2 separate regions of the Homo sapiens genome follow, and region 1 is linked to region 2. The links are chromatin contacts, found by Hi-C or POLR2A ChIA-PET in ENCODE. All regions are on one chromosome and are shown on one strand. Each heading gives the region's core, a stretch centred on a gene start or an enhancer-like site at or near the end of the contact. The rest is flanking DNA. Distances are from core to core; before and after follow the strand shown. Region 1 has its middle 33 kb from the start of LINC01307. Region 2 overlaps SLC30A7 (solute carrier family 30 member 7).

The links. Hi-C counts contacts between places; a loop is a spot of excess contacts on that map. ChIA-PET counts read pairs that join two places held with the same protein, here RNA polymerase II (POLR2A). Pooled maps may share reads with other maps.
Region 1: a map of uterus shows a loop between it and region 2 (4-fold over the local background). The contact joins two enhancer-like sites. A Hi-C loop is called at or near these places in 3 of 168 maps with a recorded cell type or tissue (PC-3, gastrocnemius medialis and uterus) and 6 of 50 pooled maps. POLR2A ChIA-PET finds 5 or more read pairs at or near these places in 13 of 52 experiments (B cell, CD4-positive, alpha-beta T cell, CD4-positive, alpha-beta memory T cell and 9 more).

What each region holds. Positions count from the first base shown.
Region 1 is chr1:101,288,298-101,294,158 of GRCh38, forward strand. No RefSeq gene overlaps it. Among named protein-coding and RNA genes, the nearest start is that of LINC01307, 33 kb to the right of the region's middle. RefSeq lists enhancers at 5,388-5,477, 5,618-5,687. Within about 2 kb of position 3,279, at least 3 of the 41 ENCODE cell types and tissues checked have a DNase peak (open chromatin) inside an H3K27ac peak, as active enhancers do.
Region 2 is chr1:100,937,929-100,944,112 of GRCh38, forward strand. All of the region lies in intron 8 of SLC30A7 (solute carrier family 30 member 7), which reads left to right. It also overlaps the pseudogene HNRNPA1P68. Among named protein-coding and RNA genes, the nearest start is that of SLC30A7, 45 kb to the left of the region's middle. Within about 2 kb of position 4,568, at least 2 of the 41 ENCODE cell types and tissues checked have a DNase peak (open chromatin) inside an H3K27ac peak, as active enhancers do.

The sequences.
Region 1 (5,861 bases), core at 2,029-4,528, 350 kb after region 2:
ATTAGAGAGGGCTTGCCAAAAAGCATTACAGATTAAAACAAAACAACAAAACCAAATACTACCCTAGACAAACACATTGCTGACCAGATTCTGCCCAAAGGCTGTTGATTTGAGCCTACTTGTGACATAAACTAAAACATTCTTAGCTGTTACAATGGTAGCACAACTTATCAAACGAATGAATTATTTGGAGCTTTGTACTAAGGCTGTGTATTCAGATGTGTAGTCAGTTGTGTGATATTAATTCATTGTTACACTTTCTAAGGGTTCTAGGTCAGCAGCAGTATTGTTGTTAGGACATTACTGCCACCTAGTGGTCATTAGGGCTGTGCCAGCACCAAAGAAATCTGTGTATGGAGCTTTCATCTTCCAAATGTTTGTCTTGTGACGCATGCCACAAAACACTCAGATAAGCTACATAAACCTTTTTATACTGCAGTGGTAAACAGCTCACAAGTGGTGAGGACTGTTGCTGTTGTATAATTAATGTTGTGACTGGGCGGCTTGTGTTTACTTAGTTGGTGTCTGGTCCGTACATTTTTTTCTGCCGCTGTTGTTGTGTTTGTACTAATGCTATCTCTTTGGCATAGGTATAGAAGTTCATCAAGTATCTGAGAGGCTGTGTTGAAAGGATTAAATGTTTGAGGGGGCAAAGAAAAAAAAACACTGGAGAAATAATCAGATTTTGATGTATATGTTAGCTGTGTGACTTTGAACAAGTCACTGGGTCTCTCTCTCTATCAGTTCTGGCTGCTCAAAAATGTGCGGTTGGACCAGATGTGGTGGCTTACCCCTATAATCCCAGCACTTTGGGAGGCCAAGGAGGGAGGATTGCTTGAGGCCAGGAGTTCGAGACCAGGCTTGGCAACATAGTGAGACCTGTCATTACAAAAAATAAGAAAACAAAAATGTGGGAGTGAAATGGTTTAGCAGTTCTCCACCAAACCCCATGTGGGGGAGGCGTCGTCTGAGGAACATCATGGGTTTAGAAATCTTCATGGATCTTTGTCTGGGTGTGAGGGCTTGGGATGAGGGGAAGAGGTTGAAAAGGAAGGTCCAGACTGTTTTAACCAGAACAGGCCCCACTATAAAAAGTTAATTCAAAAAATTTTATTTTTGAATAGGTAATCCATGTAAGTGATTCAAAATTCAAGAGGTAGAAAAGAGCACATAGCAAAAAGTCTCCTCACTAATCTGCCCCACATTAGAGTAAACCAATGTCACAATCTATTATCTATATTTTTGGAGATATTCCCCCATATTGCCCCACCTCTTTCTTTTATTAACACAAATAATAACATCATACACAGTTCTATAATGCTTCTTTTTATCTATTTATATATTGCAGTTTCATATAACATTTCACTTATTCTTCAGTATGCTCAGACATAGATATATAAAATTTGACTAGATGCTCTAGAAATCTCTTTTGTAAGGGCATTGACCCTTTTTTACTTTTACTCTTTTAAATGTTTTTAGAGACAGGGTCTCACTTTGTCACCCAGGCTGTAGTGCAGTGGTGTGATCATAGCTCACTGCAGCCTTGACCTCCTGGGCTCAAGAGATCCTTCTGCTTCCAGAGTTGCTGGGATTACAGGCATGAGGCACCATGCTTGGCAGCATTGACTCTTAAGCTCACATTTTTAATCTAATATAAAATAAATGATCCATAGATTTGTAGCTATGCAGAGACAAAAACCATTTGTCTTGGTGTCAGACCTCCGAGAGACAGGAAGAGAGTGAGCCCTAGGAGAAGGCCTCTTTCAATATTTTCAGCTACAAGGCTTGTTTGACTGCTGTTAACCATAATCCGTAATCATGATCCACAGTAAGCAAAGCATGGGGGAGCACAACAGCACAGAAGCTGCTCCATAGGCTGAGAACAATGGCTCACACCTGTAATTCCAGTACTTGGAAGACTGAGGCAAGAGGTTCGCTTGGCCTAGGAGTTTGAGGCCAGCCTGGGCAACATAGCAAGACCTCATCTTTATTTTAAAATAAATAAATAAATAAATAAATAAATAAATAAATAAATAAATAAGAAAGAAACTGCTCAGGCACAGTGCTGGATGTATCCACAGCTGTAAACGAATTTGAAGGTTTGGGAAGGATAGAGTAAGAAGGTGAGGAGCAATCACTTTAGAAATCTTGTTACATTTTAAGTTAAGTAGAGATAGACTGCTTCTTCCACAGATTTCTCTATTGGATTTTTTCTTTCTTTCTTTCTTTAAACAGGATCAAATTTCCCTTAGAACAGCGACTCTCAACCCTAATTGCACGTTTGAATCATCTGGGAGCTTTCAGAAACTCCCACAGTCAGAGCCCCATCTGTAGGATTCTGATTTAATTTGTTTGGGGGGGTGAGGCTTAGCACCTGGCATTTTTGGAAAGCTCCGTAGATGATTCTAGATGCAGCCAGGTGACAACAGAGCTGTAGCTTCCGAGTGACTGGCTAGTGATGCAGCTCCTTTCTGCTCTACTGGGTGGTTGTCTCCAGGCAAATGGCCCAGATTCCTTCTCTGCTTCCTTCCTTTAACCTTCCCTTTCTGCCTTCTTTTTATTGCATGATCACTATCTGTCTTGGATTGTTGCTTGTTTTGATGTTTATCAGTCTCTGGAGCATACAGATCCCCCTCAGGTAGTCTGAGCTGGAAACTGTCAACTCCTACCCTTTGCAGTTTCTCTCAGATTCAGCTACTAAACATGTCACCTGAGGGCTGTGGTTCATAAGTTCTAGGTCGGAGGTTCTTAGACTAGCAGCATCAGCACCACCTCAGAAGTTCTTAGAAAATCAAATTCTCAGCCCATCTCAGGTCTAATTTAGCTCACTAAATTAGAAACTTTGTGGGTGGGACTAAGGGTATTTTATTGGTAGCCTTGAACCACAAGCTTGTAGCATTTGGAATTAGTTGTGCTGTCATGGGTGCTCTATCTTGAGGCTTTGGTATGCATGTTGGGCACCCAGAGGCTGAACAAGTTGCAATCTTCCTTCAGTGCCCCCACCATTTCCATCTTACCTTGGTGCTAGAGATAAACTGGGCTTCTTTCCTGATTTCTCTCCTTTGCACCTGAGCACTCCACGATGCTAGGTCCTTCCCAAACTCAGTCCATGCACCCCTACCCCCACCATCCTCATCCCCTGTAACTCCTGATCCTAGGAGAGACCTCTCCAGTTCCCCCAAGCGAGAAACAGATTTTCCCAAGGGGAGTGCCTGGAAGACTTTATGTTTATACTTAGTAACTTCATTTGCCAGACTGCCCAGCAGGACTAAGCCTCTTCCTCCTTTGTGGCTTTGCTGATGACTCTGCTCTGAAGCCTGATGATTTAACTAATTGGTGCTAAATTTTCCTGTACAGAGACATGATTTTATCAGCTGTAATTATCAAGCAATGGGACCTGATTTGGTTTTAAGCAGTCCTAGAACTTAAGCACCTCAGTGAATGTTGTCCTTCAAAGTAGTTATCAGGGGAAGCCACCCACTTATTCTAACAAGGCTGTCATTGTTGAAAATCTGACTGAAAACACTCTCCTGGGTCTGATGCAATCCAGAGTCTGATGTTTGTGCTCCTGCCTGATCGGGTTGCATCTTCCACCACCATCTCCCACGTGCCCATTGCTTTAACCACACAGCAGTTTCCTATTTCCTGAACTTACCCTGCACTTTCACATCTCCATGACTTTGTTATTCTTATTCAGCTTGGATTGCTCTTTTTATGCCTTTCTTTCCTTATTAAAATTCTGTTTTTCCTCCAACGGCCAACTAAGATGCTACTTTTCCTATGATGCTTTTCCTTATTCTTCAAATCAAAAAGATGGCTTGCTTTCTTCTCACATGTCATAGTATTTCACTTTTGCTGGTAATGAAGCATGTTTGCTTGAGTAAGTATTCCCTTCTAATGTACGCTTCTTGACAGCAGGGACCATGGAAACCATCCATTCCTCTTTCAGTGTCCAACACAGTAAGAGGTTGACAGCTGTCTATGAAGAGCCTCCATAAGGAACCAAGTGAGGAAATCAATTTATTTAGTTTATGTGTTTATTGAGTTTACCTATTTAGTTTATTTATCACTCTGTCACCCAGGCTGGATGGCACAATTATAGCTCACTGTAGCCTCAACCTCCTGGGCTCTAGGGATCTGCCTGCCTCAGCCTCCTAAGTAGTTGGGACCACAGGCACATGTCACCATACTGGGCTATGGTTTTTTGTTTGTTTGTTTTTGTTTGTTTTGTTGTTTGTTTTTTGTTTGTTTGTTTGTTTTCAATGGAGTCTTGTTCTGTTGCCTAGGATGGAGTGCAGTGGCACCATCTCTGTTCACCACAACCTCCACCTCCTGGATTCAAGCAATTCTCCTGCCTCAGCAGGACAATTGTAATCCCAAGTAGCTGGGATTACAGCCGCCCATCACCACACTCAGCTAATTTTTGTATTTTTAGTAGAGAGGGGGTTTCACTATGTTGGCCAGGCTGGTCTCGAACTCCTGGCCTCAGGTGATCTGCCCACCTCAGCCTCTCAGAGTGCTGGGATTACAGCAGTGAGCCACCGCACCCGGCCTACTGGGCTAATTTTTAAAGTTTGTTTCTAGATACAAGGTCTTGCTGTGTTGCCCAGGCTGGTCTTGAGCTCCTGGCCTCAAGCGATACTCCCACCTTGACCTCCCAAAGTGTTGGGATTATAGGCATAAGCCACCATGTCCAGTTTATTTAGTTTATTATTTAAAAATGGTATTATACCGTGTCTGATCACTACTTTAATCACTGTAATTAGGAACAAAGGACTTTAAGCTATTTCACACAATCATTCATCTTAAAGGATAAAGATTCAATGAATTTTAGGAATAAAGAAAAAATGTGTCAGGCGTGATGGCTCACACCTGTAATCCCAGCACTTCGGCAAGCTGAGGTGGGAGGTTTGCTTGAGCCATGGGGGGGTGGAGGTTGCAGTGAGCTGAGATCATACCACTTCACTCCAGCCTGGAAGACACTGTCTCAAAAAAAAAAAAAAAAAAAAAAAAAAGTTAAAGAAACGATATATCCCTAAGCACTAGCAGCTGGGACTAAGTATATAACCTCCCAGTAAAATACTTTGAAGGGGGACAGTGTGCCTTTTCTTTGTTAAAGGCCCTTCCTGTTGCTAGAAGCATATCCTCTGTGATATTAATGTATTTTCAAAAGGGCTTTGAGCTCCTGCAGCAGAAAAAAGTGCTACAAAGTCTAGCAGCATCTCAGAAAATTGGGACAGATGGCCTCAGGTTTCTCTACGTCAGTGCATCTCTGTGGTTTCAATTTTTTGACCACCAAAAGGAGGAATTGGATTTGATGAACCCAGTGGTTGCAGTGGCTCTGGGAAAGCAATGTGGTTGAAATTTTATGCTTCAGTTGGAAGGGAGCACCCAATGCCATGCTCAGGACTTTTCATTGTGGTATTTGGTCTTCTTTTCTTTTTTTGCTGTGGGTCTTATTTTACTAATGCTGCATGAGAACATTTCATTGCCCTATTTATCTTCCCAGAATCTAACCTGGTCTTGAGTCATATTTGGTGTGCTCTGATTTCCAGGCGAGTCCACGCACCACAGACTTGCCTTTCTGCGGTGGTGAAGAATCCCCCTGATGACTGTGGTACCCCACATTGTAACCTTCTAACTCCTCCCCCATCTATGACTCACTATTTCCTGCCTTAGTGCCCTCCCCCTATTTTCCCTATAATGTAACAATTTTCCCTAAATTGTCCCCTCTTTATTGGAAAGTTTCTTTCTCTTTCCATTGGTTCCAGGATTGTTTCAAAATCAGCTTCTTCCAGGAATACTTCTCTGATAAATTCTCGCCTATTTTAGCTGGGCATGGTGCATCATTCCTGTAATCC
Region 2 (6,184 bases), core at 3,318-5,817:
GGTCCAGCTTCCTTCTTTTGCATGTAAAAATCCAGTTTTCCCATCACCAGTTATTGAGAAGTCTGTCCTTTCCCCATTGAATTGCCTTGGCATCTATGTTGAAAACCATTTAACCATGTATGTCAGAGTTTATTTCTGGGCTGTCTGTTCTATCCCAGTGGTCTATATGTCTGTTTTTATGTCAGTGCCACACTGTTTTTATTGCTTTGTAGTAACTTGAAATTAGGAAGTGTGAGACCTGCAACCTTGTTCTTTTTCAAGATTGTTTTGACTATTATGGGTTTCTTGAGATCCCATAGGAATTTTAAGATAGATTTTTCTATTTCTAGAAAAAAATGTCACTGGGATTTTGATAGGTAGCTAATGTCTACCTTTTGAATACCTCTTATAAAATTCATCTCAAGGGGCATCTCCTTTGTGAAGCCTGTTGTAAACTACTATATAGAATTAACTGTTTTTTTATTTTGTCCCCTAAGCATTTCTAACATCTATCACACTTCGTTAAACTTACTTGTTTCTTTTTACTAGACTGAAGAATTGCCATGTGTATTAGTTTTCTGTTGCTGCATAACACATTGCCACAATTTTTCCAGCTTAAAACAATGCTCATTTATTATCTCACAGTTTCTGTGATCAAGAGTCTGGGCACAGCTTAGTTGTCTCCTCTGTTCAGGGTCTCACAGGACTGCAACTGAAGTGTTGGTTGGGGCCATAGTTTCATCTGAGGCTCAGGACCATCTTGCAAGCTTATATGGCTGTTGGCAGAATTTGTTTCATTATAGCTGTGTAACACATAGCAGCTTACCTTTCCAAGGTCAGCAAGAGAGCATCTGATCTCAGGGAGAGCTCCAGTCTATCTGTTAAGGGCTTTGCATCTGATTAAATCAGGCTTACCTGGAATAATGTCTCTGTCTCTCAATTTCAGCTTTTATTTTAGATAGAAGGGGTACATGTGCAGGATTGTTACATGGGTATATTGCACCCAGGTAGAGAGAGTATAGTACCCAATAGGTAGTTTTTCAGCCCATCCCCCACTCCCTCCTCTCTCTAGTAGTCTGCAGAGTCTGTTGTTCCCATGTTTATGGCCATGTGTAAATCAATAGATAATTCCTTAACATGATAAATTACATGCATCACAGCCCTAAAGTCTAAATCCCTTTCTTAAGGTGTAACACTAGAGGCATTACTACCAAAATAGGGAACTAGACAAGGATTCTCTCTGTTGCCTCTGCTATTTAACATAGTATTAGTGATCATTAGCCAGTAACATTAAACAAGAGAAAGTATTTGAGACTTAGAAATTGGAGCAATGGTTTTTTTAATGCCAAGTGTATAATTATATGTCTGTAAAGCCCGTGAAAGTTGATGGGAAAACTATGACAGACAATTTAGCAAAGTTACAGATATAAGATTGATATGCAAAAATCAATGTTCTTTATATATATAAACAAATTCCAACTGAATGATGTAATTAAAGAGAAGACACCTCTTCAGTAGCAACAACAAAGATAACGTAGAGGTTAAATGAGTAAAATTTACACAAGGAATTTAAACCCTTTAAAAAACACAGAAGTCGACTCGAACAGAGCCTTTTTTGTCAACTATGACATTTTTGAAGAATCAGCTGGCCGGGCGCGGTGGCTCTCGCCTGTAATCCCAGCACTTTGGGAGGCCAGGGTGGGCAGATCACGAGGTCAGGAGATCGAGACCAACCTGGCTAACACAGTGAAACCCTGTCTCTACTTAAAAAAAAAAAAAAAAATACAAAAAATTAGCTGGGCATGGTGGTGGGCACCTGTAGTCCCAGCTACTTGAGAGGCTGAGGCAGGAGAATGGCATGAACCCAGGAGGTGGAGCTTGCAGTGAGCTGAGATCGTGCCACTGCACTCCAGCCTGGGCAACAGAGTGAGACTCCGTCTAAAAAAAAAAAAAACAGCAACATGTCAATGCTTTTTGTGTTTATTTATAAAAGTTTTAAAATATTCAAATAAAAATACCAGTAGGTCCTTTTATTCTGAGGAGGAAGTAGTAAAAATTGATTTTAAAGTTTATAAGGAAAAAACAAACAGGAGGAATAGCCAAGTAAATCCTGGAAAAGAAGATGTAAAATATAAAGCCTTTGTAATGAACATAATGAGATACCTGAAAGAGCAAGAAGACTAATGGAGCAGATTAGGAGGTCCAGAGATGGGTTTATATATATATAGTGGCTTACTAATGATAAAGACAGCACCTCAAATCAGTGGAAAAAAGATGGCTTCCCTAAAAACTGGATAGCCATTTGGAAAAAGATAAATTTAGAGCTCTATGTTATACTATATACCCGGAAACATTTCAAATGGGTTAGTGTTTTAAAAGTAAAACATGAAACCATGCTAGTATTAAAAGAAGGCATGGCTGAAATATTTACGGTAGCATGAGAATATTAAGGGGTAGCTGTGGCTCAAAACTAGAAAATCAGTAAGAGAAAAGATTAATGAATTAAGCTACATTTTTAAAAAGAAGAATTTTGGCATAAGAAGAAAGCATCATAAGGAAAGTCACAAGACACAATAAATTAGAGTAAGTATTGGCCACTTAGATCATGAAGGACTAACATTTCTAATATAAAGAGAGCTTCTAAAAATAAAAATGTAATTTAATTAAGAGACTAACTTCCTGATAGAAAACTGGGTAAAAGTATAAGTTTATTTAAGTTACAGGAAAAGAAATACAAATTTAATGTGATTAATTAATTTATTTTTAAAGACACATTCAGTGTCATGATCGGACTATAACATTTAGCAATCAACAGCATGGATGCAAAAAATAAAATCTTATATTAAAACCCTTCAGTGGACTGTTTTACACTTTCCACAGAACATAAACTAAGATAACCTGTTATTAATTGTTACATAATTAATCACAAATATAGTTTTCATGTTTTTTGCCCATATACACAAATACTGTCTAAAACATGTCTTCTTTGTAGCAGCTAGGCCCTGCCACCACTGTGCTTGGCTGAATTCACAAATCCGTTGTAACCTGTAGTTTCCCTGTCACTTCTCTGGCTCTTCTCTCCTGCTAAACTTTATTTCCTAGCAGTAATTAAAATCTGCTACTGCCATAGCTTCTGCAGCTATTGGAACTGCCACAGCCACCTTGGTTTCATAGTTTAGAAAAGAATTTGCCTCCACCACCATAGGGGCCAGATCTTCTGCCACCAAAGTTTCCTTCCTTCATGGGTTCAGAATTTGAAGACTGTTGTAATTGCCAAGATCATTGTAGCTTTCAGCACCTCCAAATTTGCTTCCATTATTACAAAATCCATTTTAACCATCCCACTGCCACCATATCCACCACCACCAGAGCTACCACCAAAGCCACCATGACCACTAAAGTTTCCACCACAACCAAAATTGCCATTCCCACCAAAACCACCTCCACAACCACCACCAAAGTTTCCAGAAGCACTTCACCCTTTTCGGCTAGATGAAGCACTAGGCATCTCTTGATTTGACACAGCTTCCCTAATTTCACAATTGTGGCCATTCACAGTATGGTATTTCAGAATGACAGTCTTATCCACAGTCATGCTTACAAAGGCAAAGCCTTTTTTCTTGCCATTGCCTTGGTCAGTCATGATTTCAATCACTTCAGTTTTTCCATACTGTTTAAAATAATCTCTTAGGTGATGTTCTTCAGTATACTCTTTAATGCCAGCAACAAATATCTTTTTCACAGTTAAGTGGGCACTGGTCTCTGAGAGTCTTCTCTTGAGACAGCTCTCTTTGGTTCCACAACTCTTCCATCCACCTTGTGTAGCTTTGCATTCATGACTGCATCTACCTCCTCCACAGTGGCATACGTGACAAACCCAAAGCCCCTGGAGTGGCATACGTGACAAACCCAAGGCCCCTGGAGTGCCTGGTGTTTGGATCTCCCATTACCACACACTCTGTGAGTGTTCCCCATTGCTCGGAATGGCTCCTCAGATCTTCCTCAGCTTTGTTTCAAAGCCAACCCTCCAATGAAAATGAAGAGCTTCCACAGCCATTCGGGCTCTTTAGAAAACTGACTGCGACGTGACGGCAGTGGGAAGAGAGATTTTAACAATGCCTCCTTGACGGCATCCTCTGGCAGGAAGCACAAACAACTTTTAGAAGAGTAGTTTAGCTCAACGTATAAGGAAGAAATAGAAATTAAAACTGCATTGAGACACCACTTCTTACCCATCAGTAGATAAATGTCCAAAGGTTTGCATAATCTTTTGGCAAGGCTATGGGTAAAATAGGTACTCTCATACTTTGCTGATAGGAATGAGAATAGTATTAACTCAGAGGAATTGGGCAATGTCTAGCAAAATTAAATATGCATATACCTTTAATTAAGCAATCACACTTTTGGGAATATATCCCAAAGGCAAATTTGCAAAAAATATAAAAGAACATATCTGTAAAGTCATTCTTTGTGCCTTTATTTGTAATAGCAAAAGATTGGAAAGAACACAAATGGCCATCTCTATGGAAAAAACACTCAAAGTGCTTTTTCTGTTCTCTCACCCAGCAACAATCAACACAGTAGACTTCTGTGAAATGTGTGGGGTTTTTTCCCCAGACACCAAGCAAGTGTTAACCTGAAATAATCGAAAGAATCAGAGTCTAGCTTTATTCAAGTGAAAAGCTGAGAATGGCCATCTGGGAAACACAAACTCCAGAGAAATGGAGTCTGTGCTCCCAAATTAAAAGTTAAGTTCTTGCTTATACAGGCAGAAAACAAATGTATTAGGGTTATAGCATTTTCTATGCAAGGCTGGTTTATGAGTTATAACAATCTAATGAGTTACAGCTTGCTTTCATTTCCTTTTCAATTTAAAAGAGTGTTTTTAACATTTCATCTTAGACATGATAGTCTGTGTATGAAAAAAGTAAAAGGGCAGTTAATCTACAGTGAAGAGAGAATGGGGCTGCCTAGGTGCCCTTTAATCATTTACAACATTTTATAAAACTATGTGGGTAAGAGAGAAGGCAAATCTAATCAGAGAAACAGTGGTTACAGTTCCCTGTTACGTGACTGAGGTCCTATAATCACATTCCTTTAAGGCTCAAAATGTTTTGAAGTTCCAACAGCTTAGATTTTGAATTACTTATTTTCACACAATCAGTTCTCCAGCAGACAGTAGCTGAGTATCCTCTAATTCAGTTCAATTCTGACACTGCCTGGAGACAGTGTGAGATCTCACAGGTTGAGGGATCCCACTTCTGATGCCATTTGCAAACCCCAGGTTAGTTTGCCTGTGCTTCTGACTGACCGGCTATAAACTGGGGATCCCACAACCCCCTCCTTGGATTCGATTAATTTACTAAAGCAGCTCACAGAACTCAGGGAAGCATGTTTACTAGCGTATTATAAAGGACATAACAAAGGATACAGAGGAAGAGATGCATGGGGTGAGGTATGGGGGAAGGATAGAGCTTCCATGTCATTTCTAGGTGAGCCACACTCCAGGAAACTTCATGTCTTCAGCTATCTGGAAGCTTCCCAAACCCTGTCCTTTTGGGTTTTTATGGAGGCTTCATTACATAGGCATGATTGATTAATTGGCCATTGGTGATCAACTTAACCTTCAGCCGCTCTCCCTATCTGGATCTTTCTAATCATGCCTTGATCTTTCTGCATGACCAGCCCACATCCTGAAGCTACCTACAGGCTGCCAGCCATCAGTCAACTCATTAGAAAGACATCACTTTAGAGAGTCCAAGGATTTTAAGAGCTGTATATCAGGAAATGGGTCAAAGACCAAATATGTATTTTGTAATATTACATCATCAGTAAAGCAGTTCTGTGCAACCTTAAAAAGGAGAATAAAGATGATCTTTATGTGGTAATGTGGTATGATTTTCAAGAATATTATTAAGAAAACAAGATAGCACTTAATATGTAGCACATGATATATAGGTTTATAGCATAAACTATATAAAAGCACTGCTACCTTTTATATAAGAAGAAGAGACATGCATATAATCTAAATGTTTTCATATAATTTTGAAAAGAAACACTGGAAGAATAAATCAAAAGCAAATATAGTTACCTTTTCGGCAGAGGAAAGGGATTAGAAGTGAGACTTTGAATTTTCATTTTATTTTATTTATATATTTTTTCGAGACAGGGTCTGGCTCTGTCACCCAGGCTAGAGTGAGGGCAG